Regions from separate parts of the Homo sapiens genome. Here region 2 is linked to region 1. A link is an interaction called in ENCODE POLR2A ChIA-PET data of the cell type or tissue named here. Cell type or tissue: PC-3. All regions are shown on one strand. Links, peaks and the distances in the headings refer to the core of each region. The heading gives the core; the rest is flanking DNA. Region 1 overlaps LINC00702 (long intergenic non-protein coding RNA 702). Region 2 holds the start of LINC02639 (long intergenic non-protein coding RNA 2639).

Region 1 (16,732 bases), core at 3,937-11,936:
GAAACCCAGAGGCATTTATGACCGTGTCTGGTGGGCCCTACACGTTGGCCTACACGTCCAAAGGAGGACCCATGGGTCTCTGGGTTTTTGGCTTCAGATGCCTGACCTCATCCCTGTACAGAAAGACAGTCCACAGCATGAACATCTCTCTCCTCAGTGACCGTTTCCTCCTTCAGTAGCTGCCAGGACAGTCCTCACTTCCTCCCTATGGAAACGAACCAATTCCCCCACAACCCAGGTTGTGCCAGCGTATAATGGTGTCCCAATCACATGTACCATTCACTCAGCATTTCTTAGAACGAACTATCTGCAGAATATATTTCAAGCCTGTCTGTGTGCATGGCAGGTTTCTCACCCTCTAGCATTAAGAACAAAGAAATATAGTAAATCTCACTAATGCAAATCCTGGCATGTTTTTATGTCAGTTTCTTTTGCCAAACCTGAAAAGTTACTCTTCAAAACTGAAAAAATGCCAGAAGAACATTCTCATTTAGGAGTTAATGTTAATGTATTAATTAAAAAAAAAATCAGTAAAACCCAGGAAAAAAGACCCAAAGTCATAAAGCTGTTGAAGTGATAGCCACAAAGAGCACTTTTAAATCTTCAAAGAACACTAGAATTAATGCCCAATTAATTATCATCACCTTTGTGCAAGGTAGGTTTTATAAAGATGCAACATGGGGAAATTGAGCAACCTGCCCAAGGCAGGGGAATGAGTACCCAAGTCTCAGCCTTTCTAAATCGTAGGCAACGGTGTGCGTGTTCTTTTTGACCATGGGAGAAAACTAAAGCCCGTAAAAGGTGATTACAACATGAATACCTGATGTTTCAGATATTTGTCATAAACCCACAAATAAAATCTATCACCCATAAAGAGGTTTTACTGGAGTGAGACGATGATATATCTGCCCGGGGTGATGCTATGAAGCATGACTTTGACACGCTGGGTTTTCAACAGCATGGGAAATACAATAACTTTCCCCAAGTGAATGGTTGGGAGTGTGATTATTTACACACATTGAATTTTACGTACCCAAAGCAGGAAGGCAGCCAGCTTGGCCCATTTGCTAAGGATTTTGGACACAAGTGGGTCTGCTTGAGAGCCAGTCATAAAATGTTTGCTGGGCCAGTTCAGGGAAGGGTCTTGGAGGTAGCAATGGTGGGCAGTTTTAGGAAGTGGATTATGAGACACAAAGAGGTAGCATTTATTTACTGGCATTTACCCATTTCATAACTCAGAGAAAGTAGCATGTTTAAGGAAAGCGCAAAGAAAAGAATCTTTCTGGGACAAAGCAGCTGATTAGCAGGGACATGGAGGGGTTTTTAAGGGCGGTAAGGAAAGGCCCTACCCACGTCCCTCCCTGCCCCACTTCACCAGCTCTGACATGAATGGGTAGGGCGCTTGTTCTGCCCACAGCTATGACAAAAGCCCTAAAGCTTCATCTTCTAGGATTTCAAACTTTCTCACTGCTGTGCCAGCCATTTTATTTCACATGTTTCTAAAAGGAGTGATTTTAACAAAACCAATTGAGCAAATCCCCTATCCTCCCATCTATAAAGATGGCTACAGAGGGAGAAAGAGAACATTATTCTAAAGAAGCCACTATCTTTTCTGCCTCACTTTTCCTGCCCAAGCCACAGTGCCCTCCACACCAGCTGAACCCCCACTGATATAGGGGCTAATGCTCTGGGGACTTGGGGGGAATGTGGGTATGATGCCCATGGGGCCCGGAATGGGACAACTGGAGTAAAAAAGATATGTAAGTTTCCTGTGGGTCCGTGGACGCCATGGGCCACAGCTCAGGCATGAGCTGTCATGAAGGCCCTTGAGAGGGCCATGGGGTGGGCCACACCTGCTGCATTATTCGGGGGGGTCAGCAGGACACAATCTGGAGAACTTTACAGAGCCTCCAAAATGAAACAAAACATGCACACCCAAAACAAACAAACGAAAACTGGAGCCAACATTTGCACACATATTTTAAGAATAAAATGGACTTAATGCCTGCGTACAACTCGGTTCAGACTCAGTCAAAGTTGCAACGAACACCATTTTATTCACAGCGATTAGGATTTTGAAGAATGACATATATTGTTCCAGGAATAGTTCGCTGAGGAAATCACCAAGCAGCTCCAGCAGCCAGGCCCTGTGCTAGAAGGTGAGATGTGGAGATGGGGACCAGGACCCAGTGCTCCTAGAGGAGGAAGCCAGCTCCTGAGAAATCACACTCTGTGATCATACGTGAAGGTGCTCCACAGATGACGTCCTCTAACCCTGGTATCCAAGACTCCCAAATTCCCATCTCTCACCCTGCCTTTTCACTACAGCACCAGGAACTTTTACAGTGAGTTCTGAAATAAGATCATCACTTTGAGTAAAATCAGGCAGTCAAAATCGCAGGACTTACAGGGAAAATGGGGCGAGACCCAATGCTCAAAAATTCATCAGTGACAAGTGAAAAAGTTAGAAAATGATTGAGGACTTCAGCACAGTTTTGCATGGGCTAAGTGGCTGAGAAGACATAACTACAATAAGTCTGACAGTTTATTTTGAAAAAGCCCTCGTGTTTCTGTTTGGAAGTGGGTGTCCTGAGGGTTATGAAGTGGTGGCAGGGCGTATTTGATACAGGAAGGTATGTCCTAACCCCAGATGTAGAAAGGTGAGCTCAGGACATGAGGGAGAAATTTAAGTTGAATGCGTGGGTGCGTTTGTGTGTTCCTTCATGGCCTGGTACATCTGGGTAGCTTTCCGCATTGATCTAATATTCCTAATAGACATAAGCAAACATGACATTTGAGAATTTCTGTTATGCTCAAATTATTTCTTATTATACCAGTTGCATTGGAACCAATCTGAATTTCCAAACAAGCATTATGGTTTCTGCCTACTCAACACCTCCCTTAGTTATTTGCTGGCCCTTTTGTTTATAAAAAGGTCTTGAACAGAATTTGTGATTCTGCCCCACCGCCACTTCGCTGCACCCCTCATGAGTCTGCTCCCCCAACATTCTTTTTCATATGTAAGTAAAAATTGCAATCATCCATCCAGTTGCTCAGCCCCAAACCTAAGGGTGGATCATAAGTTTTCTCTTTCTCATTCCCCATATTCTCATCTCTTATGTCAGAAAATCTGAGAGTGACAGTGTCTCACTCTCTCACCCAGGCTGGAGTGCAGTGGTGCCATCATAGCTCACTGCAGACTCTAACTCTTGGGCTCAAGTGATCCTCCCACATCCACATCCCAAGTAGCTGGGACTACAGGTGTGCATCACCACACTTGGATAATTCTTCGTTTAATTTTTTCTTTGATAGAAATGAGGTTGGCCATGTTGCCCAGGCTGGTCTTGAACTCTTGGCCTCAAGCAAGCTTCCCTTTTCTCCTCCCATATGTTGCCCAGGCTGGTCTTGAACTCTTGGCCTCAAGCCGTCCTCCCTCCTTGGCCTCCCAAAGTGCTAGGATTACAGTCGTGAGCTACCACACTTGGTCCAAATTCCTTCCTATAGCCCAAGATGCCCTATGGGATCGGCTCCCACCTTCTTCTCTGACTTCATTTTTTCATGTGCTTTTATTCATTAACTTCTTAATATTTTGAGAGGCTATCAAGTTCACTCGCACCTCTAGGTCTTAGGAGGTTTTTTCTTTGCATTGGCTGATATTTCCTCATATTTTAGTGTATCTGGCTTTTTCCTTATTACTCAGGATTACTCAGACAGTTCTTCACAGGAGCCTTCCTGATGACCGCTATAAAAAGCAAAGATACTGAATGCCAAGCACATTTGAAAGAGACTAGCACCAAAGGATGAGAGATCATGGGTAATAGAAACACAAACGTTCCCAAAAGGAAACAACATGAGGCAAAACTTGCCCCATCTTCACCGATCTCTCCCGTGCTATGGTGGCCAGCTTCCCGAGCCTCTGTCACCATGCCCTGTGGTCTCAGTGGCCCCATCTTACACATCATCCTCATTCACCAATTCCGTTTGTGCCCAGTTCCCACAGGGCTGCATTTTGTGTTCCATTGTGAGAGCCAACTAATTTAATAATCCCTTCTAATATTTCCTATGTTAATCTCTCACCACAGAAACATAAAGGGAATAGTAACACTAGTCACAACCAACATGACAGCATTGCCATGCCGAGAGGCCCTTGGCCAGCTATGGGTCTGAGCGTCTCTCCAACAGCACAGGTGGGGAGGACCACAGCCCCACCTGTGCTTGGAGTGGATCCCGTTGATCACATGGGACAGCCAGCCAATGAGAAACACCCACTGCTGCTCCTTATGTTTCCCATGTTGAATGAATAAAGGAACCCAGCAACCCAGGCTGACATCTGCACTATGCAGACGCCAACTCGGTGTCCTGGGCTGAGAGTGAAGACACAGAGTGAAGGATATGGGGGTGGCCGCTGGTACAACTGTTCTCGAAGGACATTTTTTTATGGAAAATCAAACACATTTTGAAGAATATTCTTAGTTACTCATAAAGGCCACATTTGTACCAACAGCACCAAGCCGGGCTTCCACGCTGGCATTGCTGGAGCCCAGCGCTGACCCGAGCAGGCTGCACAGAGGTGCAAAGCGAATGCAAACACCACCTGAGGGGCCTGAGCACTTATATTTGGCCAGGGTGCAGATGTCCAGTTTAGAAGCTGATGGTTTCCATGGGTCCTGTGCTGATGTCATCCTGAGTCACTCAGGGAGCTGCTGCTTGTGCAGTGATTTCATTGCATCCTCCTGTCCCAGCATCCAATCGCGGTGGCTTAATTGTGGAGTTGAAAGCAGAGTGAGGCTGGGCGCGGCGGTTCACGCCTGTAATCCCAGCACTTTGGAAGGTGGAGGTGGGCGGATCACCTGAGGTAAGGAGTTCGAGAACAGCCTGGCCAATATGGCGAAACCCCATCTCTACTAAAAATACAAAAAAAAAAAAAAAACAAAAAAAAAAACAAGAAAAGAAAAATTAGCTGGGCATGGCGGCAAGCGTCTGTAATCCCAGCACTTTGGGAAACCGAGGCCGGCAGATCGCTTGAGGCCAGGAGCTCAAGGAGCCAGGACTGGCCAACACATTGAAACCCCGTCTTTACCAAAAACAAAAAAATTAGCCAGGCATGGTGGTGTGCTCCTGTAATCCCAGCTACTCGGGAGGCTAAGGCAGGAGAATCGCTGGAACCCGGGAGGCAGAGGTTGCAGTGAGCTGAGATCGTGCCACTGCACTCCAGCCTGGGCAACAGAGTGAGACTCGATCTCAGCAAAAAAAAAAAAAAAAAAAAAAAGAAAGAAAAGAAAAGAAAAAGAAAAAAGAAAAAATTTCAGAGTGCACTCCTTGGATTTCTTGGAAATTACAGCCAAGTTATTAGTTGAATGAAATAATGCTTGCCAGAAAATTTCACAAGTTAACCTGCATAAGAGTTTTCCCCTAATGTAGTATTTGGGTGCATTTTCACATGCTTGATGGAGGAGGGATGGAGTATTTAGTCTCTGAGGTCTGCCTAGACCTTATGCCAATCTTGAAGTGGCCCAAACCTTCCGTGATGACAGGGACATCACAGTGACATTGCCCTGTATCCCCCATGTTTTAAGCAGAACAAATTCTGTCAATGTGGATGGAGTAAATGAATACAAAACAAAGCCATATGGTTGTTTCCTGAAAACTTTTTCCTTCTGGAAATTTCCCAAAGCAGCTGTGCATAATGACTTACATTGGTCTCGATTGCCACCTTTTTCTTTGGACCCGTTATTACACTTCTTACTCTTAAAAGGTGGTGGTTAAGTATGTATTTTGCTGTTTCTCATCTCTATTCTGATTATTTTCACATGTATTAATATTTACAGATGGATTCTTGCTGCTGTGTAAAAAGCATGGTACTACTGCAAGACCGTGGATGTTATCATTCCATTTTAGGTTCTAGCTAGCTGTGTGGCATTAAATAAGCAACTTCACTTTTCTGGCTATAATTTCTTTGACAGTAAAATTGGAAAAAAATGATGGTAAAAAAGTATTTTTAATTTCACTTACAGCCTTAACATTTTACGGTATTTAAGTCAGCCTGGGTGCCTAGCACTTTGTTGCCTATTTTCTATTTTTAAGCATGATCATAGTTTTCCTCTCATACTTTCCCAACTTTGTCTCATTCTCTCCTGAACTCATATGAATCAGAAAAGGATTACCTTCCTCCCCTAGCACTTTGAAAACAGTTAACAAAAAACAGAAGTATCCTCCTGTGCTTCTCAGATGTTTCCCTTGCTGTTAGAGCTTCTATATTAGGACTATTTGTTGGGCTGCATTGTTGTAATAGACCTGTCATCTCAGAATTTACTTAAGCCAGACAAGACCTACTTTCTATTTTCAGCCTACTCTCTTTTTGTTGAGCTAAGTGCATACTGATCATCACACAATTTTCCAGACCTCTTCTTTCCTGATAGGTCGGTTTACAGCAGTTTCCAAAGAAAATATTACCCTGGTGGAATCATTTCTACCGTGGAGCAAAGCTCTCAGGCAAGTCTTCAAAATATTTGTTTCCCACTGGGTGTATCTGGGCCCAGATAATTATTTGTTCTAATAAAAGAACAGGATGTGCTTGTCTAAGAAGTACTGTGAAGGCAGTATATGTGGGATAGAAGATTGAATACAGAATGGTACATAGTTTTGATTTCACTAGGATGAAAATTATGCTTTACCTGTAATGAATCACAGTGGAAACATCCTTGTTGAAATATTAAACTGCTTCTCATTCACAAGGTGTCAGTGTTTTAATCCTTTAGGGAAAGTGCTTAATGCACATCATATTAGACACGGTGTGTCCCATCAATCAGATCCAATGGGTGATAGATGACATGCAATAGACCAAGTGCCATACCCTTATTAACAACTAATATCCATGTTACTGCATTTCATTAATCTGCCTAGAAGCCCTCCTGTAATAAAAGAAATGACTTATTTCTTCGGTACCCCTTGAATTTCCTTGCTAAACTTTCATTTAAAATTCTGAATTCCAGCTGGAAGACACTCAAGGAAATGAGCCTTTGGGATGAATACAATTGAATCATGAAGAGACTAAATTACACTATCAATTGTAGAGTGTTACCAGGCTGCCTGACAAAAAAAAAATGTGCAAAAAAATTGTGGCATAAAGAAGTATAACAGATTACCAAAAGACAAGATCAGCATTTTCTTCCTTCCTGGATTTGCATTAGTTCCTTGAATATAAAGTGCACACACTTAAACCTTGAGAACTTTTATATTATCCTGATGTAAAGTGATAAGGTGTTGACTCTAATTTAAGATTGGTTTATAGTGCATAAAGAAAATATGATTTGATTTAGATGTGGCTATGCCTGAAACAATGCAGCATGGTGTAATTACAATGAGAGGCGCTCGTACTGAATGGGAGACTTCCTTGCTACTAGAAACCTATTGATTTTGCTGCTAGAAATATTAAGGAGTCCTTTTAAATTTTTTTTGCTTAGAAGACAGAATTAATACTTCTTCATAGGGTTGAGGGAGGGCAGAAAGGACATTTCTGGAAGAGGAGGTGTCTGGATGTGACTTGAAGCGTACATGGTGGGTTTTCAGGATGAACAAGGTGAAGGATGGCATTCCAGACAAGAGGAAACAGCTCCTGCAGAGTCACGGATGCATGAAGCACGTGTGGAGGCCCAGGAATGAAAAATAATTTGTTCTTATCAAAGCACAGAATGTGAGGAAGCGTGGTGATGAAGCTGTGCATGTGGACAGGTGGCCAACTGAGTCATGTTTTCCAGGAATTTACACGGGAACATTACAGATCATATTACCCTAGGAAGAATTCTCTACCATTTATTTAAGGACCTGCTATTTAACAACATGGCAATCAATAATCAAAGTCCAAGGAATGGTCACTCATAGATCTGATAATAATTTTTCCAAAGGGTTGAAGACAAGAACTTGATCTCTCTTCCTTTTCTTAATGTTTCTAGTATTAACATGTGTACTGACAACTTGATAATCCTTTGAAGTGAAGAGAATTTTTCCCTGGGTCTCTCCCTTGCATCTACCAGAAAGAAGAAAGTTTAAGACACTTGTTTACTTAGGCCAGATCCTTGTACTGACATAGACTCGGAGAGAGGTAAATAGGCTATTGACTCTGAAATCTCAATAATTATCACAATGTAGTTACAGATGAATTATTCTACAATCTTTATCAAGTCTGGCGTATGTTTCTCAACATTTAACTGAATGATTTGAATTAGTAGCTTTACATAGGAGCTTCATGCACTCTGTTACTTTTATTTATTTATTTATTTATTATTTTTTTTTTAGGCGGAATCTGCTCTGTCACCAGGCTGGAGTGTGTTGGCGTGCTCTCGGCTCACTGCAACCTCGGACTCCCTTGGACTCCCTGGTTCAAGATTAAATGTTTACCGTACATTCCTATGGTCTTTAAAGTTGCTTTTTGTTTATCTTTATAAGGCTGAGGATGATTCTGGGTCATACCCACTTAAGAAAATTAACACTGCTATGCTTGACTCTGGAATAAAATGTTGCATTCTTGCAGGTGCATGAGTCAGTAAGCAAGAAGACCGAACATGTTACTTCTTCAGGAACATTTGGGCTCTACTTCCCTTTGTCCTTTTTATGTGAGCTGGGCATTTAATTATGTATACAACTACACATTCTTGTCAGGTACCTCAGGTTTCATAAGAGGTTGTAAATCTTGTTAAACCACACGCTTCTACCTTAAGCCAAGAGCATGGAATAGCTGCTGTATTCCAGATATTTTTGGGGAGTCTAACCTGCTACTAACTCATGCTCATTATTTATTAAAAGGCTAATTACAAGAAGGATTCATTGAAAAACATAATTGGACTATTGCCTGAGGAGTATGTCATCCATCCTGAAATGCAGGCTTCTCTAAGTTAGGCTGGAAGAGAGCTGCATTTCTGGATGGTGCCCTTTAGCTTGCCAGCCGCCTGGGTCTTCTCTCCAGCCTGTCGCTCCAGGACACTTCTCCTATGGAATCACACTGTGGCATTGTGCCCTCCAGGACACTTCTCCTGTGGAATCACACTGTGGCATTGTGCCCTCCAGGACACTTCTCCTATGGAATCGCACTGTGGCATTGTGCCCTCCAGGACACTTCTCCTGTGGAATCGCACTGTGGCATTGTGCCCTCCAGGACACTTCTCCTATGGAATCGCACAGTGGCATTGTGCCCTCCAGGACACTTCTCCTGTGGAATCGCACTGTGGCATTGTGCCCCATGCCTTCTCTCCAGCCTGTCGCTCCAGGACACTTCTCCTGTGGAATCGCACTGTGGCATTGCGCCCCATGCCTTGAGGGGCACGATGGAAATGGCCACTGTGTTTCTGGTTGGAACACTCATGAACAGTGTTTACCATGTCACACACTGTCCTTTTTAGGGAGACCCATGGGGAAAATGTGCCAGTGAACTAAAATAGATGTGTCCCTCCCTCCTAAATGAGTAATTTTCTTTTCCCTCATGGAATCTCTGAATCACTTAATTAATTGTATTTTTTACTAGACTTCATTCAAAATTTCGAGTTAAATTTCTGGTTCTCTAGTATCAGTCTGTGACATTCATGCATTTTGTGTACTTTCTTTAGTACGATCTCTCCAAACCTTATTTTCTATTTCCCAAATATAACTAATCACTAAAAAAAATCCTTATATTATGTACATGTTTGTCTTAAATATTTAATGAAACATGGTAGTTGATTTAATTAAGATAAAATGCCAGTGATATAAGTAATATATCATTATAAATAATAATACAGAATAATGTATTTTTATCTGTAAATATATTTAATATTATTTATCCTATTTAATATTTATCATGTTATTTATGAATAATATATTGTTAAGTATAATAATAAAAATAGATAATACGTAATGTAATAAATAAAACACCAGTTATATTTGCTATGTAGAATAATCTTATTGAAATTGAATTAATTTTAGACCCATTTTTCTTTAATATATAAATGAGTAAGTTAAGTACAACAAAAAAATAGTCAGACCTGGCCATATGACAATTTCTTTGTAGTTTTAACACATCTACCATATATGATCCCCAAGATTTCAAAATAAAAGTAGACAAAGCAGGCCGGGCGTGGTGGCTCACGCCTGTAATCCCAGCACTCTGGGAGGCCGAGGCGGGCGGATCACGAGGTCAGGAGATCGAGACCATCCTGGCTAACACGGTGAAACCCCTTCTCTACTGAAAATACAAAAAAAAAAAATTAGCCAGCCTTGGTGGCGGGCACCTGTAGTCCCAGCTACTTGGAAGCTGAGGCAGGAGAGTGGTGTGAACCCTGGAGGCGGAGCTTGTAGTGAGCCAAGATAGCGCCACTGCACTCCAGCCTGGGCGACAGAATGAGACTCCGTCTCAAAAAACAACAACAACAACAACAAAAAAAAACACCACCAGAGATGACTTAATCCAGGGTTTTTATTTTAAAGACAGCAGAACTGAATGTAATGGCCAGGCTCAAGTTATCAGACAGATAGAATACCTGGCTTTTTCATGTAAGTGTGATCACTGGTGAATTGTTTAACTTCTGTTAACTCAAGCTTTTCCCCATGTACAGCAGAGACAGTAATGATTGTGGTGATGCTGTGGAAATTACATTAAGGAAAGTATGAAACATTCAGCACAGCTCCCAGAGTGTCCGTATTGCTATCAAAAGCCAGCTCCTTCTCTCCCCACACTGCCTTCAGGACGGCAGAGCCAAGGAGAGAGCCCCTCTCAGCATGCGTGTTCTTCTCCATGGTGGATTTTAATTCACTTTGGCGTATACTTACAGTTGATATTCTCCTACTTGGTGTTCTGTTTTACTTTGTTTTTTCTTTTGGAGCTATTTACTCTTCTCAATCTTCCTACATAACCATGCTGTCTTTGAGGCAGAAGATGGTTCTTTTTCCCATGATGAGTTCTTTTCCCATGTCCCTGGAGAGGCAGGTTTCCTCCAGCCCAGGACACTCGTACCACAAGGTTGGCAGGTGGCACCCTGGATGACCAGCCCTTTGGGCAGCATCTCTTTCATATTCACTGGCTGCAGTTTCCTAAAATGCCAACATTCATATTCCTCGTGAAGTGTATGACAAGCCATTTCCCATTGAGTTAAAATGTAATTGCATCTGGAAGGGGTTTTAGATGACATTGTTTCTTAACACCCGTTGTCAATATATGGGTACCCCAAGCACTGGGGGATTAAAGGGGACAAGCAAGGAGGCTCGAGCTATTTGGGGAGCAGGAACTGCCCTCCAGGGATGGGGTGAGGAGCTTTCAGGGACAGTATAGTGCTCCTGGAGAGATTGTGCTGGTGGCTGGGGAAGTTTAGGAGGCAGCGGCGCGAAGCCAGAAAGATTATGCAATGACCCAATGCAATAACAATCTGGATGTGTTTTGGGCATTGTAGCATGTTCGATGGTTTTAAAAAGCATGATATACAGTCGCCTTGAGTTGGCAGAGTGAGACTGATTAAATGATGAATGTCATGGTAGGTACAGATAAAATCTTAAAAGCACTCGAAAACGTCACATTAAAAAAATTGTATTTTTGGTCAGGATGTGATTTCACATCTGGCTTGAAAGGGCCACAGATGTTTGTGGCATGGGACTGAACTTATATGTGCTCATGCTTTGTGGTGAGAGAATATCTGGCCCTCAGCCTGTGGATTAGTTTAGAGTTTAATCATAAAGCCTAGAATCTGCCTTGTTTCAATAAAACAAACAAACAAACAAATGACAACCAAAATAACAACAAATCCTTGCTGAAGGCAGGCCAAGGTGATAAGGCATCAAAGAAAGGGGTATGAAATTTGATAGGATGCCTGTGATGATCAGGCATTAAGGGTGGGAAGTTCTTGTGAAACTGCCTCAGCAGGATTCTTGCTGAAAAGGAGGTATGCAGGCCCAGCGAGGATGGGAGCCAACGTGGAATCCTCATTGAGAAAAGGGCTGAGAAGGCCCTAAGGAACGTTGTCAAGGAGAGAGACTTTGTCATGCCAAAGCTTAGGATGGCAACTTTATGAAACATAAGCTTGAGATCCCAGGCTGTCCTCCTCGAGCTGCAAAAACTGACAGGTACCGGGAACCTGAGGCCTTGCAACACTGCTGGGTTGAAGGACTTCCATCCAAGGACGTCCCAATGACCCCTCACTGCTGTGCTGATCATTTTTTCTGACCTCTAACCCTTTACCTAAATGATTTTGAATTCCTCCAAACAGGCTGAGATGCCCTTGGCACTGACCCACTTTTTCTGTACACTTCCCCCTCCTCCTCCCCCGACCATGCCTGAATTCAGACCTCTAGCCCTTGGATCTGTTATCTGACCCAAGAAGTCTTGTCAATTTTAGAAGGCTATCACCTTTTAACAGCCATTTCTGCTGCTTCCTGCACACTTTCTAATTTCTCCTCTGCTTTCCCTGGAAATCTGATGCTTGACTTGGACACAATTCAACCCTGTCTCCTTATAGAGACAGCTGCTGAATGAATGCTAGAAATTTAAATTCTGCTTTTAGCTTAGGGTTCTCTGCCTTCTTTAAAAAAGTATTTCTAGAAAACATATACAATATATGCTGCTGCAGATTCACCTTTTTTTTTTGCTTTAATCCTTTGACTTGTAGTAGAAAATTGCTTTTAAGTAAGAAGTTTCCAAAATAGTTACACTTAAAAATAATGCTCCTTTTATACATTTGTTGTGGAAAGGCACTAAAAAATGCAAAATCGTGAGGACAAAAACTTCCTTTGATTTAAACCTATTGGTGACTCAAACAACTTGCCTGAAAGGAATTTACTTTCTTTAAAGCAAATCTTATGCAATATAATGTCCCTTGACAAATTAGGGGACATTAAATATCAGTGAGGGTTCTGCTCATTTTTGGTTCTTCCTAGTGCACGTGCTGAGTGTTCAGCACACTATATTTTATTGAATTCTCCAAGCTACTATCCATGGTCCTATTTATAGAGGAGGAGGAAGCGGGGGCTCTGAGGTGGGATCAACATGCTCACGGTCACCCAGCAAGTAAGAGGGGACCCATTCCCAGCGAGGCTGAGCATTTCCAGGACAGCTGCCAACACCATCCTTTTACTGGGAGGTTCTGATGTACCCAGAGGATGCTGGAAGCTGGGATTGGAAGAATGGGTAGATCTCAGAAATCATGAAGTCCTGTGGTCTTCAAACTGTGCCCCACAAAATGATCTAATGGCTTCCACATGTGGATTTTACAAAAAAGCGTCATCAGAACAAAAGAATGTAAAAACTACTGACTTTTCCCAAAACTTACACTTTCCCAATGGGAAAATTGAAAATTTGAAAGTCCACTTAAATTGCTTCAGGTTGGTCAGGCACGGTGGCTCACGCCTGTAATCCCAGCACTTTGGGAGGCCGAGGTGGGTGGATCGCCTGAGGTCAGGAGTTCGAGACCAGCCTCACCAACATGGAGAAACCCTGACTCTGTTAAAAATACAAAATTAGCTGGGCATGGTGGTGCACACCTGTAATCACAGCTGCTCGGGAGGCTGAGGCAGAAGTGCTTAAACCCGGGAAGTGGAGTTTGTGGCGAGTCAAGATTGTGCCATTGCACTCCAGCCCGGGCAATAACAGCAAAACTCCGTCTCAAAAAAAAAAAAAAAAGCTTCAGGTCACACAGCCGAACAGCTGTGAAGTGATATTTTTTTCAGTCCAAAGTTCTTGCTACCACACTAGGATGCCAAGTCAGTCATTAAAATATAGATAGATAAGACCAGTTTAATTTCCATCACTCTTTCAGCTTCTTTGATCTTCTGTTAAAAATATGTAAAGCTCAAAGGGCTAAGCATTTATCCAACAGCAGAATTGCCTGCAGCAACCACTGACCCTTGAGCTGTGAAGGTGCACACCAGTCTCAGGACCACACAACAGAAGGGGTAATGGCAGCTGATACTGTATGACAACTGGTAGACCTCCGCTACGTCAGGAACTGCTCAATGCTGCTATTTTCTGGGTTAAAGTAGTTGGCAGGTGAACATAAAAATCCAAAATCCATCACTAAAAATTGAATTGAAATGCAAAATAAAATGCTGCTCTGACCAATGACAAAAAAATAGAACTTCTCAAAGAGTTTCGGTGAAAAGCAAGAAATCATTGTGGAGAGGAACTAGGGAGAAGTCAACTCCAAGGTAATCAAAAAGAGTTCTATTTTGCCTGAGGATTTTGGAATAAATTCAACAGCACTAATTGGCCCCGGATGTGAATAGGTAGCCAGGGGCATGGGATGGGGCACAGACACCGAGAGCTTCATCTTCCTGAATAGGAAAACTTAGCTTCCAGTGTTGAGCTGCCACACACACAGCTGCAGATGCAAATGACCCATGTTTCCCTCTGTGTTTCCTAGCGTCTCTCCTTCTAGTCGTATCTGTTGTAAAGACTCTCATTCATCCAGGTGTTATTTAAAATAGAGGAGAGAATAAATTCCATTTTAAAGGTGTTACTTTGGGTCAATTCTTGGAGACAGGTAAACAAGTCAGGGCTGGAAAATATGACTGAGAAGCCAGGGCCACTCCTCTCTCCTCAGCAACAGCAGAGGATGCTGTTAAATAAAGTAATTCACATGAGCCTGTGGGGCCCTTTTACCTGCATGGACAGCCACACTTTTTCATTGTTCCTGGTCCTCTTACCCTCTGCAGGAATTTGCCCAATTCCAAATATGTCTCAAGCTCGTATAGGAAATCAGTTCCTATGGAAGGACTAGTAAGGGTGGTAAATGAATGACTTTTCCCAAAGTAATTTTCATTCTCATAAAAAATGTTTGCAAACCATAAATCCTGTCAGACTTACAAAGGAACAAATCTATAATGCTAGAACTTCACTCACTGAGACTGTCTTTCAGGAGAAAGGACGGGGGATTTGGAGATAAGCAGGCTTCCATGGGGCTTCTTCTCAGGGTCAGCCCACAGTCCTAAAGAGCCCCCGTCTATGTGAGGCTAAAAGCAGGTGCATCTGTACTCAGGAGGGTCTCCATAGACAGCCGTCTTGCCCACCCAGCTGAAGAAGGCTTTTCAGTTTCGACGCATCAACAGCCGTGCTCTGCTCTTGGCAGCGAATCCCAAATGACAGCTTCTGTGAGTGTCCTTGTAGGCACAGTGGCTCTCACACCACAGGGGAGAAGTGCTGTGTCTTAAGCTCATCTCAGGAATATTTCTCCCTCCCAGCAACACCCAGAGAAGGGCCCCCTTCACCCTAGGCTGTGGTCCTGCATGGACGGTGGAGAGCAGTCAGGGTTGAACCCATTCGCCCAGCCCTGCCCTTAAAGGAACGTGTGGCTTTCAAATTGGAGCAGCTTATCCTCTTGATTTTGCGTCATGTATAAATGAAAGAGGAGACATTTTTGGTGCTTCTTGTGACTGGAATCTGCCGTAAGCAAGCTCCCCTGGGAGTATTGGGCTGCGTCTGGATGTCTCACTTACAGTGGCCCTTCGTCTCCATTTCAATCTTTTCTTTACTTTATTCATCCTGCTCCACCCCTTTAGCTGCTCAGACAGCACATGTTGGAGCTATCCTCTCTCTCTCTCTCTGTTTCACCCACATCTAATCCATAGCAAATTCTGTCCGCTTAATCTTCAAAATGTATCTATGATCTGGCCACTTCTCTCCATCTCTACGGTGACTACTGTGGTCCTAGCCACTGTCGTTTCCTGCCAAGATGATGTCCACAGCCTCCTATTTGGTATCGAGAGAAGCCATGGCCCCAACAGCCTAAGCAGTGTATTCAGATGGTGCTGGTTCTCTGCCCCGTATGCTCCATGCGCCCACTTCTCTGTTTGCATCGCGGCTGCAGGGCCCCTGACGCTTCTGCGGCTGCATCTCCGCCAATGTCCTCCCTGGCTCTGGCCCTTCGTACTTCCTCTTTTCTCTGACTTTCGGAATGTTTTCTTCCTGGGTTCAGTTTGTTGAAGACTTTGCTCAAATGTCATTCCCTCTTTAAGGTCTTCTTTCCTGCACCCAGACGGCTTTATCTAAAATCAGTCTATCTGCCCAGCAACGGCTCCATCCTCCTTCTGCTCATCCCGGCACGGCATTTACCTCCTGAAACACACTAGACATTCTAGTTGTTTATATATATTGTTTGACTTGCCTCTCAAAATGTCAACTGCAGAACAGTAAGGATTTCCAGGTGACTGGCACTGGCCTAGCCTCACTACTCAGGAGAGGATGCAATGGGTGACAGACATTCAGTGATTATTGATCAACTGGCTGGTTGGATGAAACCCAAATCCCTGCCCATTCCATGGGTGCTGGCTCTGCAATTCCTGTGCTGTCCCCCTTGGGTTCCCTCGGTGAGAGGCCTCCATGTGAACACACGCTGATCCCTTGCCCTTGACGGTGGTGAGCTGGCTTCATTCACCGGGAGGAATCTCTCGCACTTTCATGGTTCTTCCAGTGATTGAAAGCAGCCATCAGGAGCACTTCGTCTTCTGTGGAAGCAATTTTATCAATATAAATCTCCATCATTATCAGGGAAAGACATTAAGAGGAAGACATTCTGTTTCCTGAATTACCCAGGATTAGATTAACAAAGTTCATTTATTATTAAACTAAGGTACTATTAGAATATGCTCCCATGCTACAGTGCCTGGTTATGGAGTACTAAATGATTCAACAAGATAATTAACCCCTGCATCCTTTAAAATTTTTGAATCCAAATCACTGTGAAACCTACCACAGATAAACACAAGAGGGGTATGAACTATAAAC
Region 2 (16,732 bases), core at 5,194-13,193, 370 kb before region 1:
GTCGCAAAGTTTCTAGACATAGAAAGTCATAGCTCCCCACAGAAATTTGGGGACATCTGTAAACATACTGTAAAATAGCAGATTCCAGCCAGGCACAGTGGCTCATGCCTGTAATCCCAGCACTTTGGGAGACCAAGGCTGGCTGGTCACCTGAGGTCAGAAGTTCGAGACCAGCCTGGCCAACATGGTAAAACCCCGTCTCTAGTAAAAGTACAAAAATTAGCCAGACATGGTGGCGCATGCCTGTAATCCCAGCTACTCAGGAGGCTGAGGCAGGAGAATTGCTTGAATCTAGAGGGTGGAGGTTGCAGTGAGCCAAGATCGCACCACTGCCCTCCAGCCTGGGTGATGGAGGGAGACTCCATCTCAAAAAATAAAAACAACAGACTCCACTGCTCAGCAAGAGAATGAAGATTAATGGAAATTACAATGGTTAGGGAAATAGCCATCAACCATCAATTCGGATCACTCTTTCATGCTCTCAGGGGTATACCCCATCTCATTCCAAATAGCCCCGCCTAGGAACATTCTAGAATACTGGCACATCCTTATCTCACGTCATGGCTTCCTAACATCTTCACAGGGAGCGCCTATGCTCCTTTTGGAGTGAAGCGGGCTTTCCAGCACATTTATCTCCAGGATAAACGTAATCTAGAGCTCATTACGACCCCTTAGCAATATTGACTGCATATTTTGAAGCTAAATTTGTGGAGTATCATAGGGCCTGGCTGGGCTGGTTATCTCTGGCAGGCCTACCGCATGGAGGCCTGATGGAAGGGTTCAAAAAAAGATTTCAATCAGACTTAAGGCAAACACTTCAATTCACTCCATACTGGTGAACACTCTGCCCTCACGCTCATTGGAAGGCTGCTTGGATCTATCACTATTACTTCCTAATTGACTGGAATCTATTGAACTTGCAGCTTTGTTGACAGTGCACTAAGAAGTACTATTAATCACAACTACCTCCATTGGTGAACGCCATTTATCTCTGTCATCGTGCGTGCTTAAGAAACATCTTTGCACTGAGATGATCCCAGGTCCAATCACAATGATCATTATCTGATGTCACCTTCAAAACGTGGCTCAGCCAGAGCAAAATCTGTAAGGACAACACCATGGTGACCAGTGGTCCAACCCACTATGGGGGAAGTAGAGAGTTGGACAAAAATGGTTTTGAGCTTTCAGAGGTGACAGGAGTCAAGTAAGTGAGTTTATGATGTAAGCACACTTGAATGCTCCTTTAATCTTTAGAGCGGGGGCCACTGATCTTTGTTAATTTCCACAAAATCTCTGCAAAGCCGCGTTCTTCCTGGATTACTCAGAAAAGCCTTCCAGATGGTGACGGCCGGGCATCAGAGGCCACACCTTCAACTGGAGCTCCAACCCCACAGCGTCAGCACCTTTCTGTCGGGGAGAGAGTGTGACCGTGATGAGAACAACAGTGCTTCCACACGGTCTTCCCTTGCAGAAGGAGAACGTCAGACAGAGTTCTAGTTATACCTCGACATAGCTTTTCAGCTGAAAAATTCCATTTTACCAGCTGAGCATGTGGCTTGGTCTGGGATATTTGGTCGCAAAACAAAACAAAACAAAACCTGCTCAAATCGTGTTAAAACAAGCAAACAAACTCGCTGAGAAGTTTATATTGGAAGATGCTGAATGTAAGGGCAGAAAGCAATGCTATCCCCAGAAGAGATCAGCGCCTGAGCCTGAGAAGTCATCCAGAGGGAGGCAGGGCCCTTCCTCAGATCCCACGGGGTCTGGGATCCTGCTGTCCTCTGCCTCCATGGGCAAAGACCACGATTTCTGTGACATGCCCCATCCAGGATCCCAGCTAGTGCTGATGAGGAAGGTCCCCTCGTGGAATAGTTACTAGTAAATTCATTGAGAGGAGCCCTGGCTTTATTCCATCCAGGTGTGTGCATGTGTGTACACGCATGCCTATGTGTATGTGTACATAAACACACATATGCGTACACTGGGCTTCCAGATTAGAATGTATTTTATTGCTGACGTTTATTTGACCATGATGCTCTGCCACTGTAATCAGGTTATTTTCTTGAGTGAGGCTCCAGTCTCTCCACGCAAATGGAAATAAAAGCAGCACCTTTCCTGCTGTGAGCCCACAAACCTCCTTCCACCCTCCGTCAGGCCGTGCAGAAGGCCGCCATCATTATTTCCTTCCTGTGAGTTAGAGGTCATTTCATTCCACATGTATTTCTAAAAAACTAAAAGGGTATGTTTTATATGTTTTAATCTTAGCTTTTCTTTGAGCTGAATAAGAAGGGGGCAGAGTTGTATGTGATCTGAAACTTCAGTGTTTCAGCAAATATTATATGGTTAAGATTTAGATGGTTATTTCTGATGTTGAATGCCATATTTGTAATATTTCATCATTTGCAAAATGATTGCTAGATGATTACCCGTTTAGTAAGTTAAACCGGAAGTTCCCCCAGTGTCTACTATGTTAAATAGTTTTGTTTTCTTAAGTCATGAATGGAATTTCAATGTAATTAAAATGTTCAGTATCTACTTGATAAAACAGCAATATCTGGTGGGAAAATGATCCAATGCATACCAGTGACTCTTGAATCTCGGTCTCACGCTGAGCAGAAAAAGCCAGACACCAAAGACAGGTGGGGTCCGATTGCACTGCGTGAACAGCTAGAGCAGGCCAAACTCATCTTTCGAGATAGAAACCCCATCAGGGCATGCTGGAGGCAGAGCGGGAAGGGAGTCTGCACGCAGAGGCTCTGTGTTAGCAGAAGTGTTGGTTGCGGATTTGGGGATGGCCATTCAGGGGTAGGGGTATGCATTTCTTAAAATTCATCACACTCGCTTCGGGAGGCTGTGGATCGCCTGAGGTCAGGAGTTCGAGACCAGCCTGACCAACATGGTGAAACCCTGTGTCTACTAAAAATACAAAATTAGCCCGGCGTGGTGGCAGACGCCTGTAATCCCAGCTACTTGGCAGGCTGAGGCCCGAGAATCACTTGAACCCGAGAGGAGGAGGTTGCAGTGAGCCAGATGGCACCACTGCACACGGGAGGTTGCAGTGAGCCAGATGGCACCACTGCACTGCACTCGTCTGGGTGACAGAGGGAGACTCTGTCCAAAAAAAAAAAAAAAAAAAAAAAAAAGAAGAAGAAGAAGAAAAGAAAAAGAAAATGCACATTTGTAAGATCCATTCTGATGCAGTCAGAGGTGGGGGGATATCATGGGAAGTCATCGGTCAGTGCCTTCAGGGGTCTTGTGGCCACCTCTGTCTCCTCTCTGTGTAGACGAGTGCCCGGTAGATTATGTTTGTGCTCGCTGACTTAATCCATGACTGAGTACAAACTTCACTTACTTTGAAACCTTCTAGTTTCTCAGCAAAATGAAAAAGTTACTTTTTCTCCTTGTGTGCTAGGCACATAAATTCTAATAACCTTTATCTCTGGAAAGACAGATTTCCAGTATTGGCCATTTCAATTTATATTATTCATAGATGTTGGCCCTTAGCATTCCCACTTACAATAACCACAAATCCAGACTCCATGCCTGCAAACTTATCTTATGGCGGAAAAGATCTTTTTAAGATAAAGACCAGATAACCAGACAACCGTAACAAAGCGAATTCCAAGCTAAGGAATTGATGATTCTGGTTAACTGTGGACAGAGCCCAGCGGGAAGCTGACTTGAGTTCATGTTCTCCATAGATCTGGGGTCAACACGAGAATCCCTTTCCCATGAAATGGTATAATAATTCCCTTTGAAATGTATTCTCTTAAATGCCACTGTGGGGAAATTTATTAAAAATTTATAGTATATATTAAATCAATAAGATGAAGATATTTTTTCTCATGGCTATTCTTTAGGTAGACCTCAACGTGACATTCAAATCCTGTGCTAGATGGATGTGAATGTAATGGTTTTGTAAGTAGCTTCCTTCTTGACGGGTCACAAGGCAGTGTCCATGCACACCCCAAGTCAGGAGACACGCAGTCAGAGGTAGATTTAGTAACAGGACAGGAGAATGCGTGCTGACATGCAGATTACCTACTGCAGGGCCTTCCATTTCAAAGCATGATATAACCCCATATATTTAGGAAGATGACCAGCTCTGTGATTTTGTGATGCCTTCAGTATCTTTTGTATTTTATACAAATTGGCGTTATCTTTCATGAATTGCATGGAGAGTATCCAAGGGTGATATCTCTTCCTGAAGAATACCTGGACATCATTTAATTGTCAGCTTCAGAGACCGGCCTCTCTGACTCTCTCTTTCTGGGATTTGCAGTCAGAGAAGGTGGAGATGTAAACTGCTAAAATTACATGAACATATATGGGCCTCTTTTCCTCCCCACCCCACCCCCCCAAAAAAAAGCCATCTTTCTCTGAACACATCAAGTTATCACCACTTTTGATGTGAAGGGATCTGAACCCCTTCTGTGTATATCCACACTCCTGGTATGACATGATTGGAATTACTTCTTCATCTCCCATTTGACTAGCAGTTCTGTTTATTGATCTACATTTGGCCAATTAAAATAAACAGAAAGTTTGGTGTGAATTAAAAATTACAAGACCCTTCGTCATGCCATTACTTAGACTTTAACAGATAAATACTGACATTTCAATAAAGAATCATACCATGTTGTAGGAATCACAGCATCATATATGGCTTTTTTTTCCTGCAGCCAGGCATGGCGTTGCTCCTCTTGGTATCAATACCATTTCTTTTGCTTGGGCCTTTGTTTAAAGAGGAGGAATGTGACACATTTTTATTTTAATCATACTTGGTTTCTGGGAAATTCAGCTATTCTTTTCTCCTCTTTATCAAAGTGATGATGTAAACATTATCAGACTCACTAATTAGATAGTTGGCCAAACCTGTAAATAAAGCTAAAGTCACAGCCCTCTGATCTTCAAAGAGAAACAGTCTAGATGAAGAGAAAGGTGTTCTGTTGATAAAACACTGCCATGTAATTGGAGGCAAAATTAGATCACAATGGAGGCTCCTAACAGGCATGAAGATTAATCTTGTGTCTGTGACCCACTTGAGTTCTTCTTAATACCAACCTATATTAAGAAAGTCTTAACATCACTTGAAATCTCAAAGCACAGAGCTTTGGTTCATCTTTCCAACATTGATTTCATTTTTCTAGGTGAGATGTGAAGATTTTTAGGAATGAATGTGGGATGCGACAGGGTCCTTAGGTTTCCTGGGTGATGTTTTCAAGGTGCTCTCAACCTCTTTGTTTCACTAAGACTTCCAAGAGCAGTGCGGATGTCTAAGCAGGCAGTTTACCTGTGAGACAGCAGAGAATACACTGAGTCCGGGAAATTCAGTGACTTCTTTGGGGCCACTTGGCTGGTGAAGTACAGAATTTGAAGTTGGATCAATTAGATCTGCTAATTCTCCTTCTCTAAGTGGTGCATAGAACAAATATTTTAAAAAATAGATTCTATTTGTCGCCGTGTATGAATAGAAGAAAAGATGATTCTATTGTTGCTTTTGTATATCGAAGGAGGAACTTTCTAAACTGTAAGCCTAACGATGTCTCACACAGCAGTCTTTATTGACTACAAATCTATCCTGTGGTCCTGGGATCCAGGTTATAATTTTGTATTATTTAAATATTTTATATAAGAACAATATCCAAAATGGCCATCCATTTTTTTATATTTAGATATTTTTGTATTTAGATATTTGCAAGTTTTTATATTTAGTTTTTTTGTAAATTTTACAATTCTGGACTCTTGCAGAAACTGTCATTGTTCGCCTAAGCTGAAAATATTTTAAGAAGGAGTTTGAAATGCAGTTCCACAGACCTCATTCTTCTCCCCCAATAATATTTTCATAAGACATTTCCAATCTTTCAGAAGACAGTTTGGTTAAAACGTCAGTTATTTTTGTTTATGACCTCTGTTTAGGTACAAGCTGAGTATTTTATTCTTATCTGCATGACAAGAATCTAGTAGAAATGGAGGATGAGGCTTATCTAAGGTAAAAAGCTTTAGTTTAAAAAAATGTTGATGACTGGCATATGTGTGTAACATTGATATTGGCCAGCTATAAAATAATTTAAATAGGCTGTATTATTTTATGCCTTTATGGCTGGATTCTATTACCATGCTGGTGTTCAATCTCTACCCGACAGACAATCACTAGAGAAAGGAAATTTGATTCTGAGGCCCTCTAAACAGGGCCACTCCCTGCTTGCACAGTTGCCCCACGTCTGGAAGGATTTGAGCAAAGCCCAGGAGCAGATGCCCCAGCCGTGAGGTCATGAGGAAGCCTCTGGCCGCAGGGAGAGATAAAGTTGCAGGGTGTGTGGCAAAGGATTAGGAGAAACCTTGGAATTTGGACTGAGCAATTTGACTTCAGCAGACTTAACCTGAGGCGGCAGTGGGAGAATCAATTTGCCTTAAATAAAGTGTTTGAAGAATGCAGAGTGGATATGGTAGAAAAGGTGCAAACCACAGCGCCTTCTGGAATGGGATCAAGAAACTCCACTCCGTAAGGTGGGGAAACGGAGGCTGTTAAAAAACGTAAAGGCATAGAATAGAATCACACAGTGATAGGAAAATTATACCAAGTCACCACCCCTGAACCCGATCAGCCTATGTAAATGACTTTGTGCTAATAGGAGTTTCAGAGAAGGCTAAACTCCCAAACCTTTGCCTGACACCACCCTGGTGCTTAAGACCACCTTGGTGATGAGTCTGGAGTCCACGCGTGGCTCATAACACACGGTCTATAATGTGCTAGCTAAGCACAGAAACACACGCGTTCTGGGTGACTTGACGTTTTAATAAACATGTGATTCCCACACATGGGAATGCTCAGGCCTGGAACTGACCCACAGGGATGCGTCCTCACAGCCTGGGGGAGCCACGAGGATTTGGCTCTGATTCTCATCTTCCCCCTCTTCATCCCTTGCCCTCCCACTCCTCCATGACGTGGTGGCCACAGCTCCTGCCGGGCAGTGAGGCCGACTGCAGCTGACCGGTGACCGGCGTGGCTGGCTCAAGGCTTTGGCTCTGGTTACAAATAAACTGGCCGTGAAGTTCTTCCATTTTCCTGTGTGCTCCTCTGTCTCCATGTGTGCGTTTATAGCTGGTTCCCACAGGGCTGCTTATCAACCCCAGCTTCTTCCAATCTCACGGCTGACGCGCAGGCTGTGGACCCCGATGGGGACGATATGGAGCCTTTTGCTGGCATCCCGGCAGTTTGGTGGTAGGAAGTACTTATGTGGGTATTTCTCAGTTTTCTCAGGTTTGGAAATTTCCAAACCTGAGGCAGTGGGATTTCTTGTGATACTAGAATCTTTTGGAGGGTAGTGAGTGCTTTCTGGGATGGGGTCCCAGCCACGTGAGACAGGCTCACGGTTTCAAGCCATCCTGCAGATCGGCTCCAGGGTCGTGCCTTCACCCCAGACCTGCCTCCAGATAACATTTCCCTGGGCCTCTGGTGTCCAAGAATCTGTTAAAAATCAGACTAAAACCGTTAGGTGCCATGACAAGACCTCCGGTACCACCAGGGCCCAGCGCGATTGATTTAAGAACACTTCAAACTCACTGCCGCCTTCTTAAAAAATAGGAAGAGAGAGTGAGTAATAGGGAGGGGAGAAAGGGGAGTTTGTCAGCCATCATATGTCATAAGAGGATATTTTATTTTAAAAATATGTTGAAGCTGGCCATGGTGTGAGTTGACTGCTGAGGGAGTGAGGCTTTCTGTTAGAGAAAACTCTTATCCGTTCCTTAGGAAACGTGATGATAGGCTTGCTAATTTGCAAGTGATGTGAGGCTCCTCCCCGCTTCACTCCTCCCAACACACACACACACACACACACACACACACACACACACACACACACTCACTTTGTGGCCTCCATGGACGAGGTTGCAGTAAAAAAGAGAGAAATTTGTCACAGAAGAGATGTCAAGAAGACAGTGGGCTGGAAAGTGGGCCAGCCCTGAGAAGGAGAAGCACCCGCACAATTGGAAACATTCTCGGGGGGCAGAGGGAAGGGGACTGGAAGCATTCTCGGGGGGCAGAGGGAAGGGGACTGGAAGCATTCTCGGGGGGCAGAGGGAAGGGGACTGGAAGCATTCTCGGGGGCAGAGGGAAGGGGACCGGAAGCATTCTTCCGGGGTGAAGGGGAAGGAGCTGGCCTACTCAGGCGATGTAGCTACGTGGCAGTCTCATCTCCCTTTTGTGGATCAAGAAACAAACTCAGGCTTAGAAAGGCAAATGACTTCCCTGGGGACACAGGGCAGTGATTGGTGGCACAGGAATTCAAGCCCGAGTCTGCATGCCTGTCCACATAGAGGCAGGCGTCAGGGCCGCAGGTGCTGCCGTATGGACATATGTTAACTTACGCTAACTTGCCTTTAGGACTCATCTTTGCTGTTATTTGCTTACGACAGAGCTGCTTCTATAATTATGACAGGATTCCCTGCCTTAGGAAAGGTGAGTCTGAGAGAGGAGAGAATCTGGAGTTATGCTGGCTCAATGAACACTCTTCATCTGATTCTTGAATTCCTTGCTCTTCATTCCTGACCAGGCTTATCTTCTGTTGGGAAATTCCAGCAACAGGGACCTTGTTTCAGAGCTACCGGACTGTAACATCTGGTAGCGATCCCTGAAAGAGTAATCGGGAGAAGCACTGGTTGGAGGGTTGAGGAGGGGGAACTCAACACCCCACCTCCAACCCCCAAAAGAAACCTCTGTGTGTGTGTTCCTGTATGTACGCGTGCGTGTGTTCCTGTATGTACGCGCACGTGCGTTCCTGTATGTACGCGCGCGTGTGTTCCTGTATGTACGCGTGTGTGTTCCTGTATGTACGCGCGTGTGTGTTCCTGTATGTACATGTGTGTGTCTGTGGTCTCCGAGCGTGTCTGTGTGCTTCTGTGTCTCCATGTGTATATTTAGGTGTGTGTGACCCTGTGTATGTCTGCACTTGCACCTGTGCCCGTGTTCGCGTATGCTTCTGGGGGTGTGTATGTGCTCGTGTGCATGTGTGTATTCATGTCTGTGTGTACAGTACATGTGTGTCTGTGTGTGCTGGGTGTGTATGTGTGTATATGTACTGCTGTGTGTCTCTGTGTGTATGTTCATGTATATATGTGTGCATGTGTCTGTGTGTATGGCTGTGCATGAGCTTATGTGTGCGTGTCTTTGTGAGTGTGTAAGTGTATAGACGTGTGTCCATGTGTATGTATAAGGGTGTGTATATGTGTATCTGTGTGACTATGCATCTGCGTGTGCACATATGTGTCTGTGTGTCTGTGTGTGCATGTGTCTGTATACATGTGCATGGCCATATGTGTATCTGTGTATATTTGTGCCTGTATGTGTAGGTGTGTGTCTGTGTGAGACTCTGTGTGGGTACCTGTGTCTCTGTGTGTGTGTGACTGTGTGGGTCACTGTGTGTGTGCATGGGGTGAGGGAGGAAGTAGAAGAAGGAGGCATTTTCCCTGGAAACATGCAAACGTCCCGCCGTGGGGCACGAGCTCTCTGAGTTCTTGGAATGATTCTGACGTCCATCGTAGCAGATAAGTGAAGTTGTCCTCATCCGGAAATAGAGAGAGAGGGATTGCTTTGACATAAAGCTACACCACTTTGTGTATAATGTAATGAATGAATTCATAAACATTAACAAAAACCTGTTTTAAAGGAACTTATAAAACAATGACTAGGCAAAGATCTGTAGAATGCTGTTCATGCCAGAACTCGATGTTAAAATAACAGACATCGCTTAAGAAACTTGGTATGTAAGGAAACTTCTCGGCACCCACCCCCTCGTTTCTGAAAAATTACTAGTGAGTCTTTTGACCTTTCATTTAGTCACGTGAAGTTTTCATGGGTAATTCTTTCTTTCCCTTTAAACTACAATCAGAATCGAAACTGAAACTAAGAAAAGCTCAAGGACGTCAGTATTTGTCTTTTAAGCTGTTAACAAAAATAATAAAACTCTGAAGACTGTTGTCAAAAAACACAATGGTGGTATGATGAAGAAAAGATTATATATGCAAAAACAGACATCAAACCTTAGTTTAGTTTCTAGTAATATAAAATACAAAAAACATATAGAGAGATTTTTAAAGGGGGGTTGGCATTCCCGTATTCACACTGTAGGTCTAAGGAACATGAATGTATTTTGAAAGAATGTCAGAATGACTTAGATATGAAGGAGACACCCACCTCTATATATTCCTAGCCCCTAAGTACCATATTTAGAAAGTAGTTAAATTCTACTGCATTTGTCTGGGAACTTCAATAGAAAAGACCCATACAAACAAAACCGTATTCTCTTCTCAAAAAACAAAACAAGAAAGTACAAGAGCTTCCCATGAGGGTGTCTTTCAGTGCCTGAACTTGGTGTTTGATAGGACCAGGACATGTGGAAGCTTCTGGAAGGCCTGTCCTGTTGCACTCACTCCCTCTGCACTTCCTGGGCACTGTCTGGGGTCTCTGTGCCTGTGTCCCTGTGGACTGAGAGCTGGGCTGAGGAGGCTGTTTCCTGACAATGCTTAGGATGCCTCAGTCTCCAAGGAGAGGCTCTTCCTGAGCTTGTAGCTCAAAGATTATCTTGCTACCTGGCACTTGAGCATGGGGGGACCGACTTTGCTTCCATCCTCCCAGGCAGGTTGCCCGACCTTCCTTTGTGCCACCACAGAACTCCACATTCATCCCTAATTTGGATGTGAAAACTGCCCAGCAGGGGAATGAGCCGCCCCAGGCTGAGGGCCTTGTGATTTATCTCTGTGTTCCCAGTGCCTAAAGCAGGACCAGGCACAAAAGGGGCTCAAGTTGGTGTTGATGTGAAAGAGCCCATGAATTCATGCTTGTCCTATGAGCCAAGCCCAGGAGTTTGGTGCTGGAGTTACGTGGCCCACTGGGCCGTGTTTTCCTGTGCCTTGGGGGCTGCGTATCGAAGCCCTTGCACTTCTGGGGAGAATATCCTTCTAAGGCCATTCTCAAAGTTGAGTGCCCTCTGCAGGGGGTGTGGTGGGGGAGGCAGCGGTGGAGAAAATGAACCGGGGACCCTCCCTATCTTATCCCTCTCTTAGACACTCAAAATGCCCCTGGCATATTTTAGGGCTCTAAGAATTCACGAAAGTCTGCTAAACATTATTTCAGTTAGTATTTCCCATATTAATTGACCATATAGAACTGTTTAAAAAATAGACCTCTTGGCTGGGCACGGTGACTCACACCTGGTGGCCCCCAGCACTTTGGGAGGCCGAGGCGGGCAGATCACCTGAGCTCAGGAGTTCCTGACCAGCCTGGCCAACGTGGCAAGACCCCGTCTCTACTAAAAACACAAGAATTAGCCAGGCATGGTGGGACACGCCTGTAGTCCCAGCTACTCGGGAGGCTGAGGCAGGAGAATTGCTTGAACCTGGGAGGTGGAGATTGCAGTGAGCCGAGATCATGCCACTGCACTCCAACCTGGGTGACAGAGCAAGACTCTGTCTCCAAAAAAATAAAAATAAAACACCTCTTATCCCTGGAAGCAGCTCCCATGGAAGAGTAGGAAGCGATGTCATGATCTCACCTAAGAGGACGTTGAATTTGGACCTGGTTTGCGTCCCGCCTCTGAGGCTCCCCATACCTTCTGACCATTGGCATGTACGGTACCTTCTCAGCAACATGTGGATAATATTAGGAAGTAGAAACAACACTTGGGAATTCTAGCACAATGCCTAGAACACAGTAATCATGTCATATGCTACATACCAGCAGGGAACAGAGCTGCAGAAAATGCTAAAACTGATTTGATAAAAGAGGCTTTTTTTTTTAACCAGTTGTATGAAGGCCTTCAGACTGGCTGTCTGCACCTCTAAATACCTGTCATCTAGATTAGGATTTTAATATCATCTATTTAAAAAATATTAATATGCCCACTGTTTGCTTTTCTATTATTGACTCAAGCATCAGAGCCAATTAAGAAAGGGTTCCAGACAACAGGCCCCAGCACACTCAAAAAGTAAACAACACATTCTTCTGAAATGCCATACTTTGCACTGAGCTCAGAAGAGTCCTGCAGTGAAATGTTAAAGAGTCTGATAACAGTTTGTGAGACAAACACAGACAGGGCGGAGCATGCAAATCAGGACATCCATTTTTTCCCATTAGGGAGATGAGATTTTAATCTGTTTTCAAAATGATGGAGAAATGTTTGAACTTCTACACAGAAGTAACCCTTTCCCCAGAAAAGGAGAGGGTTTTCTGCAAAATGCCACCAAAAATTATAAGCAATTCCTATTTCAAATAGTATCTGTAGAGATTTGATTTGCATCCTAAATAGGGATTTGCAGATTAGCTATTTATAGCATTCCATACACAGAATGCCAACTGATTTTAATACCACTCCTGGGCTTTTGTAATAGGAGATGAAAGGGGAAAAAACAACTTTCCGAAACGTACAGCTTTATTTTTTCCCATTTATTTAATATTTGGAAAGATCAGCTGTATATTGCAAAAGTGGTTATTTTGTTTGAGATTAGCTTTCTTTCAGAAGTTAAATCAATTTTACTTCTGTTGTATTCAACTGCCGTGATTTAGCTGGAACATGGAAACACAGAAAATGAAGGCGGGGAACATGCCTTCATTTGGCATCAGGCTTGGACAGAAGAGAGAGAATTTCCCATTTCCTATTGAAAGAACATCTGCATCAACATTTTCTAAACAACACTGAGCATTACATTAAAATGATATCTTCGATGTATTGTTTCTACTTGGAGAAATTACACAGGCTACAAAAGAGTCACTTCTCCGGATGAATGACATAATAGGGACACAGGCAATCATATCATTGTGATGACTTTTAGAATCTGTAATTTGCACCCCTCTTGTTGGTGCCCTAATGATACTGCCATGAACTTATGTAACAGCATGAAGAATTCTGGATGTTAAAAATTAAGTCTCATATTTGTTCTTATATCCAATTTAACCTGAATTAAATGTATGCTTTGGGAGAAATTGTAGTTGGAGCAGTTTTAGGTTGCTTGGGTGCATCTGAAAAGTCACGACATACCATAGAAATAAAACAGCTTCATTTTGTTTAGTAAGCACTTACTAAATGTCTGCTCAGCAAAGGTATAAGGCAATGGAAGTATGAGAATGAATTTGTAATTACAGTAAAATGACCAGACAGCCAATTTCCTCAAAAATTAAGGAACGGCCGGGGGTGGTGGCTCATGCCTCTAATCCTAACACTTAAGAGGCTGAGGCAGGCAGATCGCTTGAGTCCAGGAGTTCAAGACCAGCCCTAGCAATATGTGAATCCCTGTCTCTACAAAAAATTAGCTGGACAAGATGGTGTATTCCTGCAGTCTCAGCTACTCAGGAGGCTGAGGTAGGAGGGTTTGAGCCCAGGAGACAGAGTTTGCAGTGAGCTGAGATCACACCACTGCACTCCAGCCTGGGCAACAGAGTGAAACCCTATCTCAAAAACAGCAAAAATAAAACAGAAACAGAAAAGAGAAAGAAAGGAGTTTCATATATAACAGTTTGGTGATAGTGTCTCCATTTTCATAACTTTTATGTGAACTAATCGTTTTCCCTACAATTACTCTGTGAAGAAGTTCATGTACTATAACTCCCATTTTATGAGTGAAGAGACAGAGATTTAAATTTCAAGGTGTCCTATGGTTAATCACTTTCTTCAGGATGAAGACCACAGCCACGTATCCTGTCTTTTTGTTCAGTGCTTTAACTTTATTCAACGGTAATAGCTTATGAAATGAAAGAGATGAAAATATCTTACCATTCATCAAGTGGACGAGGATGATGTTTAAGGAAATGTAATAGACCATCACTGAAATACAAAACTCTTTCTGTCAGTATCTTTATTCTCTAAACACTGGCTAATATTGCAGAGCCTGGAGGCAAGTTTATGTCTTTCTTTTAAAGATGCTTATCAAAGTATAAAGCATTATTTGAAATCAATTGAAAGGAGATTTTTTTCTGAAGGCAGTGTCTGGCTAGTCTTGAAAAAGAGAAGACATTTTCTGAGAATCCCACTGGGAAAGACAGAATCTTTATAGAGGCAGAAAAATAAAGGTCTGTAGACAACCAGAGCTGACATGAATGGAACAGTTTAGAAAAGACACACAACATCCCGACGGGAGGCCGCGTTCCTGGAAAGCTAGACTATCACACAGCTGGCAGGTGGAAAATAAACCCTTAGACATCTCATGCCTGTATCAGGGAGTCTGTCAGGGGGGTGGTGCCCTAAGATGTCGTGGGCACAGGTGCTGTCAAATATTTTGAAGTAACCGGGTGTGGTGGCTCACACCTGTAATCCCAGCACTTTGGGAGGCTGAGGTGGAAGGATCACTTGAGCCTAGGAGTTTGAGACCAGCCTGGGCAACATAGTGTGACCTTGTCTCTACAAAAAAATTTAAAATTTAGCCAGGCATCGTGGCATCCACCCCTAGTCCCAGCCACTTGGGAGGCTGAGGCTGGAGGATCACTTGAGCCCTGGAGGTTGAGGTTGCAGTGAGCTGTGATTGCACCACTGAACTCCAGCCATGGCAACATAGCAAGACCATGTCTCAGAAAAACAAAAAAAAAAGAAAAAAAATAAAAACCAAACAAACAAAAAAGTGATATTCCAGGGTTTTCCTAAAGTGCTCCCAAGGTTCCCTGGCTCAGACCAACACCTGTTCAGAAGTCCTCCTGCCCGTCCTGAACTGCTCCAGTAATCCCTCATTCAGAGGACGGGATTACAAGGATTCTTCTGAGCAGCTGCTGTGCCCCAAGGATGCTCCCAGGGCTTGTCCTGTACCCTCTGAATGGCAGTAACAGTGACACTCCAAGACCAAGAGAGAGGCCGCCCTGGTGGGGTTCCGCTTGCTCACTCGCGCGTGGTGCAGTCTGGGGCACATTATTTATTTAAGCCATGTGAACTCCAGCTGCCAACCTAAAATGAGGATGATGCTACTATCTACTTCATGGATTATTCTGAGGACAAAAGGAGCTAACCCACGTACAATGCACGGCTCTCCACCCAGGACTAAGAAAGGTTCACTGCAGTGGCTTCTGTTTTTGATGCTGTATCAGTAAGTCATCAGTTTAATGAAATGAGGTAAGTACTACATCACCCTCAGTCCAGGGAAAACTAAGTGTCTTATCCAAGGATGTACGTCTGCAGGAGGGTAGCAGGGGAGAATGGGGCCGGCTGGATCCCTAGTAGTTTCTGAGATCCAAAGACGGTTTCTAGAGTAGCTCTTGAGGACAACCAGCTGTCATACAATACGTACTCATAGGAAAGGCTTTGAGAAGGATTAAATGCATCTGTGTTTGAATTTTGTGTATCCCTCCTCCTCAGCAACACCTGATCCCTCTGTCTGAGACACATGGATGAGATTCCTGAGAAGGAAGCTGGGCGGTTGTTTCTTGGTTTGGAGCAGAGGAGGAAGTGTTACATATGGTGTTGAGATGCTGGCACTGGATCTCACCCTTCCTCTGTATGACTGTCCTTCATGTGATAGGACCACACTTGTCACCGTCCTACCTACATCCCAGCGCCAGTCTCCACCTCATCCAGAGGCGGTTAATAAATGCTCCCTCAATGGATGTCAAACAAGTTTTCATTATGTGTAAGAACGATTTCTAAAACCAGGTCTTATTGTCCCCTTGACTGTGGTCAAAAAATGTTTAGAATTATAGATAGATAGTCACAAAACATTGAAATCCCTATGGTGAAATTATCATCAGCTCTATTTTATATTAGGTTGCCAATTTCTGCAGACTAGATTATTATCTTGTGTAGGGAAGCCACTGGGTTTATTCATCTTTGTTTCAGTAAATGTGCATATCACCCAGTTCTTTTTCATTTGCCGCCTCAGAAAACATTCTTGCTATTGGATTAAATTTAAAAAGATTAAGTAATAATTTAAAGATTACTAAAAAATATCATGATTTATAGTCTTTGAAGAAAATGAAGAAGGTCAAAAGTTTAAGAGACCTCAGTGAAGTTGTACAGAATTGCAAAACAATTAGTATATTTACTCAACAGTTTTCAGCAATATGTACTAAATTGGTTGAATTAATGATGGCATTTAATATTAAACACATTTTAACTTTTTTATTCTAATTAATAAAACTTTGAGCTAAAGGTATCTTAAATATCTGTTATATTGAACTGAAAATTGCCCATGATATGGGCATAAAATGTCTTACATATATTCCTCTTATAAATGTTTTATATACTTAAGAAAATTGTATTCTATACACATATAATTGAATCTTTGTTAGTTATTCTAACATCAGTTATACATCTGTAAAACTGATTTTTAAACTTGTTCAAATTAATAATTTCCAACTGTTTGTTAAATCTCTTAAAATTGTATTAAGTCTGCTGATAACTGTTAATAGCAATGTAAATAGACTGACCTATTGAGTAATATTAAACCATTTGTTTAAATTTTTCCTCTATGAGGGATTTGAAAACTACACCAACTTTACTGTTACTTCCTTCTGAGAAAAACAAAATTTAAATAAACAATTCCCTGCTCCTTCCTCCAGTACATAAAATATATACAGGTTTTTTTAAAAAATCAAACTACTTTCTGAATTTTCAAGTCATTTTTTGAGATTGTTCCGTTGTTGAATTATGATTTTGAATTAAAAAGAAACTAGTCGCTTAATGAGTTAGCTGCTTGTCAAAGGCAGACAGAAGTTCTGTCAACCGTTTCCAGCAGGAGTCGATTTCACAGCCAACGACAA

Evidence for each region. Peaks named below come from ENCODE experiments on the same cell type or tissue, not always from the same donor. Only the 100,000 strongest peaks of a DNase experiment are listed, where the experiment ranks them.
Region 2: POLR2A ChIA-PET joins it to region 1 with 11 read pairs; 2 of 35 experiments call an interaction of 5 or more read pairs at or near these places.

What each region holds. Positions count from the first base shown.
Region 1 is chr10:4,190,715-4,207,446 of GRCh38, forward strand. It overlaps LINC00702 (long intergenic non-protein coding RNA 702), which reads right to left. Exons shown (of 3, transcript NR_108040.1): 3 at 16,162-16,452. Among named protein-coding and RNA genes, the nearest start is that of LINC00702, 45 kb to the right of the region's middle. In PC-3, for the core only: no CTCF peak of the experiment used is centred there; a DNase peak (open chromatin) is centred at 4,707; H3K27ac peaks cover 1,621 bases.
Region 2 is chr10:3,819,149-3,835,880 of GRCh38, forward strand. It overlaps LINC02639 (long intergenic non-protein coding RNA 2639), which reads left to right and starts at 14,802. Exons shown (of 2, transcript NR_134490.1): 1 at 14,802-15,089; 2 at 15,333-15,580. RefSeq lists enhancers at 10,262-10,850, 10,851-11,439. In PC-3, for the core only: no CTCF peak of the experiment used is centred there; a DNase peak (open chromatin) is centred at 6,263; H3K4me3 peaks cover 1,193 bases; H3K27ac peaks cover 2,324 bases.